Linked DNA regions of Homo sapiens: region 1 is linked to region 2. The links are chromatin loops, found by intact Hi-C in ENCODE. Cell type or tissue: IMR-90. All regions are shown on one strand. Links, peaks and the distances in the headings refer to the core of each region. The heading gives the core; the rest is flanking DNA. Region 1 overlaps CEP164 (centrosomal protein 164). Region 2 has its middle 30 kb from the start of BUD13.

Region 1 (4,344 bases), core at 1-4,000, 640 kb after region 2:
GAGGCAGAGGAGCTTGGGGAGGACTCTGCAGCCAGCCTCAGCCTGCAGCTGTCCCTCCAGAGGTAAGGATGAGGGGAAGCATCCTCATGAGGATGAGGGCTGGTGGCTGCTCTGTGTGTAGTGGGTATGTGTGCTAGTGCTGAGAGAGATGGGGGTGGGGTTGGCTTGGGGAGGGAGTGGGGAGCTGGGGCGGGTTTGTAGCCTCAGCAGCAGCAGCAGCAGAGGCTCTGCTTAGTGTCCCATGGGATCTGGATATGAGGAAATGTGCCTCTTCCTAGTCCTCAGTCTACAGCTGAAATCAGGGTATGTGGTCTGATTAGAGGAACTTAGAAACTCTTGAATAAGGAGGTGTCTCTTTTGTCACAGCTGCCTCCCTGCAAGGGGCTGGAGCAGAGACTGGTATCACCCTGGCTGCTCCATTCCTGTCAGGGAAGCCCTTTCTCTAGTCCCCTCCCTACCAGCACCCCTGTTTCCAATAGTCATCCTACTTCTTGTCATTCAGCAACCCCAGCTGGAGCCCTGTTATGTGCTCGGCCCAGGGAGAGGGAAGCCCAGATAACTCTGGGTCCAGCTGAGAGGACCTTTTTTCTTAGCCTAGTCAAGAGCGTGGTGGACATTTGCTAGTTGTCTGTCCCCCTAGCAAGAGAAACATGCTGGTCTTAGAATTCATTGGGTTGGAATGAGTCACTAGGGAACCTGAGCAGCATCGATGTGCAATCAACAGCATCCACTGAACACCTGCTGTGTACGGAGCTCCTGGGGTACCATAACCATCTTGCTTCCATTGTGAGGCAGGAGTCTCTAGTCTTTGATGCAAATAATTCAGGGAGAGGAAGGGCGGGGAGAGGGAGGTCTAAGACCCGAGGTAGGGAAATTGTTGGGCTGTCTCTCTTGTCTCTGTCATAGCTCTTTGACCCCAAATGGCGTACATCTTAAGCCTCTTGCTTTCTTACTGGCTTTAACACAGTTGTTTCCTTACTGCTATCAAGGGAGCAGGCCCCAAGCCCACCTGCTGCCTGTGAGAAGGGCAAGGAGCAGCATTCCCAGGCCGAGGAGCTGGGCCCTGGGCAGGAAGAGGCAGAGGATCCTGAGGAGAAGGTGGCGGTCAGCCCCACCCCGCCAGTCTCTCCAGAGGTGTAAGGGCCAGTTTTGTGTGTCTGTCCCTGACCTCCACTGCGTGTGGGCTGCTTCAGTGCCTATTCACTCTTGGGTGGTGGGAGGTGGGGCTCAGGCTCTGGCCAAGGGTTAGAGTGTAGGGAGATTAAGCATATCCTTGGTGCTCTGTGTGCAGCCTTGAGAGCCCCACACAGGCATGACTGATCCTTACCTGGGGTTAGCTTTGGTCTCTGGGGCTCCTGGTCAGGACTTGAGGTACAAGGGCAGATGAGGGGGTACCTCCTGGCTCATTTGCTAAACTTGCTAAATCATGTTTCCTGTCTACCAAGCACTGTTTTTCTCTTCAAAAATGTTGTTGAGGTATGTATGTACACTGCAGTACATAGGCCTAAAGTGTACAGTTCAGTGAAAGTTTGCATCTGTGCACACTGTATAATGGCCACTCAAACAGGGAATGTCTCCATCCCTCGAGGAAGTTTCCTCGTGCCCCTCTCAAACCACTCACCCCAGATCTTCACTGTTCTGGCCTGTGAGCTCCAAGTTCTGGCCAAAGGGTCATTTTTCCAGTTCTCTACTTCACATACATGGAATTATACAGTATACAGGATTGATCTTTTGTGCTTGTGTTCAAAGCTCAGTGTGTTTTTCTGATTCACCTATGTTGTTGAACCAAGTACTTCTAAAATTTAGAAATCATTTAGCTTTTCTCCTTCCATTCTTACCCTTCCCCTTCCTACTCAGTTTTCAGACGAGGAAACTGAGGCTCAGAGAAGTGAAGGGATTCATCTAAGGTAACATCGCTAGTCAGTGGCAGAATTAGAACTAGATTATAGGCCGGGCGCGGTGGCTCACACCTGTAATCCCAGCACTCTGGGAGGCCGAGGCAGGTGGATCACCTGAGGTCAGGAGTTTGAGACCAGCTGGCCAACATGGCGAAACCCCGTCTCTACTAAAAATACAAAAATTAGCTGGGCGTGGTGGCAGGTGCCTATAATCCCAGCTACTTGGAAGACAGAGGCAGGAGAATTGCTTGAACCTGGGAGGTGGAGGTTGCAGTGAGCCGAGATCGTGCCACTGTATTCCAGCCTGGGCAACAAGAGCGAAACTCTGTCTCAAATAAAAACACTAGTTTATAGTCACTAGAGCCCTAGACTTCTGACTTTAGTCTGCAGCCACTGTTCCTTTTCTCTGCATAGAGAAAGAGAAGGATCAGGACTTAACATTTTCCCTTCTGTGAACTGAGCAGGTCTAAAGGATTTGGGACTGACTCATGAGCAGAGACAGGTTTATGCACACATTACTCACAGCAAGTTCATGCACACATTACTCACTGAGAGCTGGCAGGGCACGTGAGCTCAGGATCTCATGTTGTCACCATAACATTGCAGGAGTGGTGTATGGAAGGGGTGGTCATGTCTTTCAGATGGTGATACATCCTACAGTGAAAACTGTGACCTGGAGGAATTATATGGCTTTCCTGTCACCTTGGTGGCTGTGGTTAGCCAGTTCAGGATGCTTTCTGTGAGGACAGGAGGTGGATGTAGTTCAGAGAGAGGAAGATTGGGCAGAGGTCAGAGGGATGTCTTCCCAGGACCTCTAGAGGGAAGCCTGGGCAGCCGGGCTCAGTTGGGGCCTTGGCTTCCCCAGCTCCTCCCCAGTTGCCTTGGCCGATTCATTCCTTTGTCTTGTGTTTCTCCCGCCATCCCAGCGAGGCTGCCCCTGCTAGGGTCTGAGAAATACCTGACCACGCAGTTTCAGTTTATACCATCCCCTTAGGAAATGCCTTCTCTTCCTTTCCTGAGTCTCTTCAGGCCCCATCGCTTCCGTGTTATTAATCTTTACAGCGGCATCAGGAATGGATGGGTTGTCTAGGTTTTGTGGGAGTAGCTCTGTGTCTGTCAGCTTCCAAAGGTGTAGTCAAGCTGGATCTGAAGGGTTAGGAGCAGAGGGCAAGCTAGAGGGAGCAGGTAGGTCCAGGAGGCAACATGTGCCACTCACCGAATGCTTTCTGGCCAAGGCCAGGGCTAGGAAACAGGAAGGTCCTCCCCGTGTCATGCCAGCATCTTTCGTGAGGATTTCCAGAGAAGAGGGTAAAAGAATCCAAACCACCAAGTTGAGTATGAGAGGAGACATAACTTTTGTGGTAGTACCATGAAAACCATTTCACAGTGTTTCTAGGTGCCATTTCCCCGCCCTCCGCTCTCTTTCTTCCCTGTCTCTCCCTGCTTTCCCTTCTTGCTTTCTCTCCCGTATCTTTGAGCTACTTGGTGGCCAGCCTGAAATGATTATGCTCCTGCAGAGCCTCCCCTTTGTCACTCACTGTAGGAAACTGGGTCCCACTGATTCTGATACCTGAGGAGTTGGCCTAGAAATCAGAGCTGTTTCTTCCCCTGGAGTCCTCAACTTCCCAATCATGTCATGGACCTTTCAGGCATTGTTTACTGCCTTGGAACTGAGCTAGCAGTTTGGGCTACTAGACCTTTAAAACAGTGCGAGGGAGAAGAGGTCCACTGACAGACAGCCCAGGTTGCCTCTGTGCAAGTTCACTGGTGCTCATAGCCTGGGCACATGCCCCACATGGTCTGATGCCCCATCTTTCCACAGCATTATCCCTAGGGCTCCACATAGCTTGCAGCCTGCAGGAGAGAGAGACATTAAAAGGTACCATCTCAGGGAAAAAAGATGTTTTCAGCCAAGGTTGGAAATGAGTTGGAGGGTTGATGAGGCGGAGAGCTGTGGGGGAAGCCTCTTTCTGAGGGCAGGATTCTCAGAGGAGGTGGCAGCCACATGTCTTATATATGCATTAATTGGGCTGTGTCAGGGGACTGAGAGGAAGCCAGGCTTTGGAAGGAAGGAGAAGATGGAGTTGGGAGCAGAAGAGAATTGAAGGCATAGGCTGAAGATCATTTCTGGTCCGAGTTATGATTTTAGGAAAGGGGAAACGAAAGGTCTTTATGGTAATTCAGAGATGACAGTAGCCTGTCCTGTCTTCCTCTCTCTATAGTCTCAAGGTGCTGCAATGGGATTCGTAAGCCCTTGTTTTCCTCTACTGTTCTAATCCGGTCCTGCCCGCTGCTTTCCATCTGCAGCGGGGCTCGAGCTGGAGGGAGAAGGGATTCTGAGTCCACAGCAGGGAGGACCAGCTCCCCTGTTTGACTCTTGCCCAGCCCTCTTTGTTTTGGATCATGCCCACACTTTCCGCTTAGGTTGACTGAGCCACCATGCCAG
Region 2 (4,388 bases), core at 189-4,188:
TGAAACCCCGTCTCTATTAAAAATACAAAAATTAGCCGGGCATGGTGGCAGGAGCCTGTAATCCCAGCTACTCAGGAGGCTGAGGCAGGAGAATCACTTGAACCCGGGAGGCGGAGGTTGCAGTGAGCTGAGATTGCGCCACTGCACTCCAGCCTGAGGGACAAGAGCGAGACTCTGTATCAAAAAAAAAAACAAAAAATAAATAAATAAGGAAACTGTGGCTCAGAGAAGTTAAGTAACTTGATAGGAGGTAACATGGACTACTTTTTGATGACCTCTCACTCTAGGAGACTGACCACCACTGACTTCCCCTACTAAGCCCAATTAATGAAGGGAAGGTCAGAAGGACCCCCCCTCGCCCCCCCTCAACCCCCCACAAACTGAACTTCCCACTGGGGGGAGCAGCAGAAGGGAGCTGCTTTTCAGCAGTTGGAAGCCCAGGAGGAAATAGCCCCAGGAGATGTTAAATACCACCTGAAGCCCCTTGGCATGGCTCCATCCTGCAGCATTATTTTTACCCCGGGCAGCAAACATATCCAGCATGTGCAGAAGGAAACTGCCCCCGGCTGGCAGCCCACTACTTAATCTGCATGAAGAGCTGAGCTGGCCAAAGCAGGAGACGGCCATCCTGGCTGGCAACAGCACTGTCAAATTTGATGGGGACACAGTGACCAGGGTAAAGTGCCCAAGCTCTCTGTCAACAAGTAATCAGCATGAAGGTCCTATAACTTCAGGATGTATGGGGGAAAACAAGGAAGAGTTTATCCTGCTGGGATATCCCAACCCCCCTTTTCTTGGGAGACCCAGAAATGTGGCTCTCCCTAATCTACAACCATTCACAGACTGATCTCTCCCTGACAACAGAGGTAATGTAAGTACGCACTGAACATACACGTTTGACACACAGTAAGTACTTAATGAAAGAGAGCAATTAAAACAATAATTTTTTTCCCAGACAGGCATTCCTCTCTTCCCAGAGGTCTTGTCTACCACCTCCCAAGCCCCTGGCAAAAAGAGACAAGGGGCCAGGCGCAGTGGCTCACGCCTATAATCCCAACACTTTGGGAGGCAAGGTGGGCGGATCACCTGAGATCAGGAGTTTGAGACCAGCCTGACCAACATGGTGAAACCCGGTCTCTACTGAAAATACAAAAATCAGCTGGGTGTGGTGGCGCACATCTGTAATCCCAGCTACTGGGGAGGCTGAGGCAGAAGAATTGCCTGAACCCAGGAGGCAGAGGTTACAGTGAGCTGAGATCGCGCCACTGTACTCCAGCCTGGGTGACAGAATGAAACTGTCTCAAAACACACACACACACACACACACACACACACACACACGAGTCAAGGGCACGTGCCCCTCTAACACACTTGGTTAGGATCTTCAAAGCCGAGTTCCAAACTGAAACTACCAGCAAGCAGTTCTTCCAGGACTGGGGAACTCAGCTTCAAGTACACTAGGACCTCCTTGCAGAGGCTATGAGAACCCCTGGTAAGAACTGCTCTGGACAGGAAACAGTCCCTTGGACTGCCCCCTCACCTCTTACCTTGCTACTGGAGTGAAGATAGGTGGGGGTGACAACTGCAGGGAGAGGAATCTGTTGTTTAAATTCTGACTCTTTCCCAACTCAGAGCGATTTTGAGCAAGTTAACCTCTCTGCACAATTGCTTCCTCTCCTACTAAAAGGAAAATAAAGAAAACAGGCCCTGTTTACTAAGCACTAGAGATTGCATTTTTACGTGTGACAGGATAAAGTCACACACTTTGTAATTCCTTAGCTGACAGAGGGCGCTGGATGTGATATGCGGAGGGAAAGACTGACTCCTTTTTCAGCAGACTGCTCTCTGTCCCCTCCCAAGGGGGTGGGTTCACAGGTACTGCCTGAGTATCAACCTACCACCAAGATCGCCCACGTGCCCTTGTTTTCTGAAAGGGTGAAGCTGTATAAGGCCAAGATCAACACCATCAAGTTTGAATCATTCAGGAGAGATAAAGGAGAGACTGAGTCATTCCAGTCTATTACTACGTCTATTACTACTATTATATTCTATCTGAGCCAGAGTGTCTGCTCAGTGATTCTTCTTTTTTGTTGTTTTTACATTTTTTAAATTTTATTTATTTCATTGAGATGGGGTCTCATTGTCCAGGCTGGTCCTGAACTCCTGTGCTTAAGTGATCCTCCCACTTGACCTCTTGAGTAGCTGGAATTACAGGAATGCACTACCATTCCCGGCCTGTTTTAATATTTTTAAATTCAGATATAATTATCATACCATAAAGTTCACCCTTTTAAAATGTACAATTCAGAGGTTTTTCACATTGCTCATGGCTTCTTAAGTCTAAACTTGAAAGTGGAGGAGGCGCAAGAAAGGAGATTTGATTAAAAGGAAAAAAAAAATCTTCCACGTAGAGAAAGGTTTCCAAAGCCCAAGTAAGGGAGATTCTGGTCAAAACCTAAATACTAGGTCTCTCTCTTGAAAATCTTTTCCATATTGGAAACAGGATTATGTTCTAGATCTAAGGCCTACTATTATTAAGTGTGTATAGACCCAGGGCTCCGCTTTCGCCAGTCTAGAAAAGGCATATCACACTGCCCTCTAGTAGACAGCCTAGGAAATGACAGTCAGCTAGGGACTGGACAGGCTTGCGATCTCTGCCCTACAAGATGTGCTGTGTTCTCACACTTACAGGCAGAGAAATTGGAGGGGGTGGAGTTTTTAAATGTTCACTAATGCCTACTAAATAAACATAGAGCTCACCTGAAACAGAATCTAACTGCTTTCCCTACACCTTAATCTCTGCTTAAAAATAAATAATACATTCCTGCGCATGCCTGTAATCTCAGCTACTCGGAAGACTGAGGCAGAATTGCTTGAACCCAGGAGGTGGAGGTCGCAGTGAGCCGAGATCGTGCCACTGCACTCCAGCCTAAGCGACAGAGCGAGACTCGGTCTCAAAAAAATAAAAAATGAATAAATAAATAAATAATACATTCCTTTGTTAAGGGAAAAAAAGTGATTTCAGATTTCTAAAGCCTCTGAGCCTCTTAAGAGTGAGGTGTTCCTAAGAAACAGCGTGAGGGTCCCACAAAAATGAAGTTAAAACCCGAACCCATACAGAAACAAAACCTAGCTGTGCAGAAGGGGTGTGACAATGAGCTAGGAGTTGAATGCCTCCTCTGCCACCTTGGGAAGGCGAGACAGTAGGATCACAGCCCACAAGTTTCAAGCATGCCATAGCACTCCAGCCTGGGCAACACAGCAAGATCTGAGCTGTAAAAATAAATAAAGTACTTCCATCTCATAAATGCTGATTCTCGACACAATTCCAGTTTACATTTTATCTCCCTACCTAAGCCCTTCTCTGACAATCACTGGCCAGAGTTAGGGAAGAGACATCCCTAACTTGGTAGTGACCCCAACTGATACTCCCTTCGGGATTTTCAGGTCTCAAAACTATTTAAAAATCTATGTATGTCTCAAATGGCTGGGGGATGGACAGCCTTTCTTTACAAGTCTGAGAAGTATATAATGTGGCAAAGATAATATGTTATGTGTCCAACAACATCCATTTATCCCTTCTTCCTGATGCATATTATATGCCTCGGGCTCCTTTGCATTAAGAGGGAGCCTTGTGACTAGGTTCTTACCAACAGAATATGAGTAGAAGTGTGTGCCGCTTCTAGAGCTAGCCGGTAACATCTGCCAAGCAATCCTTCACGTTCTGCTCAACTCACTAAAATGGTAATGCCCAACACAACCTTGGAAGCCATAGTGAAGCTGGCATCAGCCTGATCCCTAAACAACTTCATAGAGTATCTCACTCCTACTTTCTCAACCTGAAACGACCTGCATGTTACACGAGTGAGCAGGGGGGAAACACATGTCTATTTGGAGTCTGCTTTAGCAGTTTAGTCTACCCTAACTAATATGGGTACTAAATGTCAATTCCATGAAACCAGACCTTGCTTCTGGAGCTGCACTTAGGGCTTCAGGTGCACAGAACTGAGTTATCACAGGCCTGAGTTCATGATACACGATCACTTTCATCCATGCAAAGCCCTCTTTGCTTCCCTTTCCCCGCTTCATTCTCCATTCTAGTCTCATTCTGTTCCCTCCCACAAACCTATTCTACTGATTAAGGTGTATATCCTCCTTATAAAATAATATCACTTCATGTGTTTATATAGCTGATTTTTGCTTTAAATTTCACTGTTCCTTATTTTTTCACTTGAAGTCTACCATTTCACGAAATTCCTAACAGCTTGCATTTGACTTAAAAAAAAAACTCCATTATATGCATATACCACATTTTACTTATCAATTTCCTTAGTGATGGACATCTAAGTTTTTTCCAAATTCTTGCCACCCAAACTATACATAGAAAA

Evidence for each region. Hi-C counts contacts between places; a loop is a spot of excess contacts. Peaks named below come from ENCODE experiments on the same cell type or tissue, not always from the same donor. Only the 100,000 strongest peaks of a DNase experiment are listed, where the experiment ranks them.
Region 1: a loop joins it to region 2, with 4 times the contacts of the local background. A loop is called at or near these places in 1 of 110 quality-filtered maps.

The regions. Positions count from the first base shown.
Region 1 is chr11:117,381,807-117,386,150 of GRCh38, forward strand. CEP164 (centrosomal protein 164) reads left to right here. Exons shown (of 33, transcript NM_014956.5): 13 at 1-62; 14 at 990-1,136. Among named protein-coding and RNA genes, the nearest start is that of CEP164, 56 kb to the left of the region's middle. RefSeq lists enhancers at 1-433, 601-1,102. In IMR-90, for the core only: no CTCF peak of the experiment used is centred there; a DNase peak (open chromatin) is centred at 2,445.
Region 2 is chr11:116,740,385-116,744,772 of GRCh38, forward strand. No RefSeq gene overlaps it. Among named protein-coding and RNA genes, the nearest start is that of BUD13, 30 kb to the right of the region's middle. RefSeq lists a silencer at 2,583-2,682. In IMR-90, for the core only: a CTCF peak has its summit at 2,595; DNase peaks (open chromatin) are centred at 1,967 and 2,597.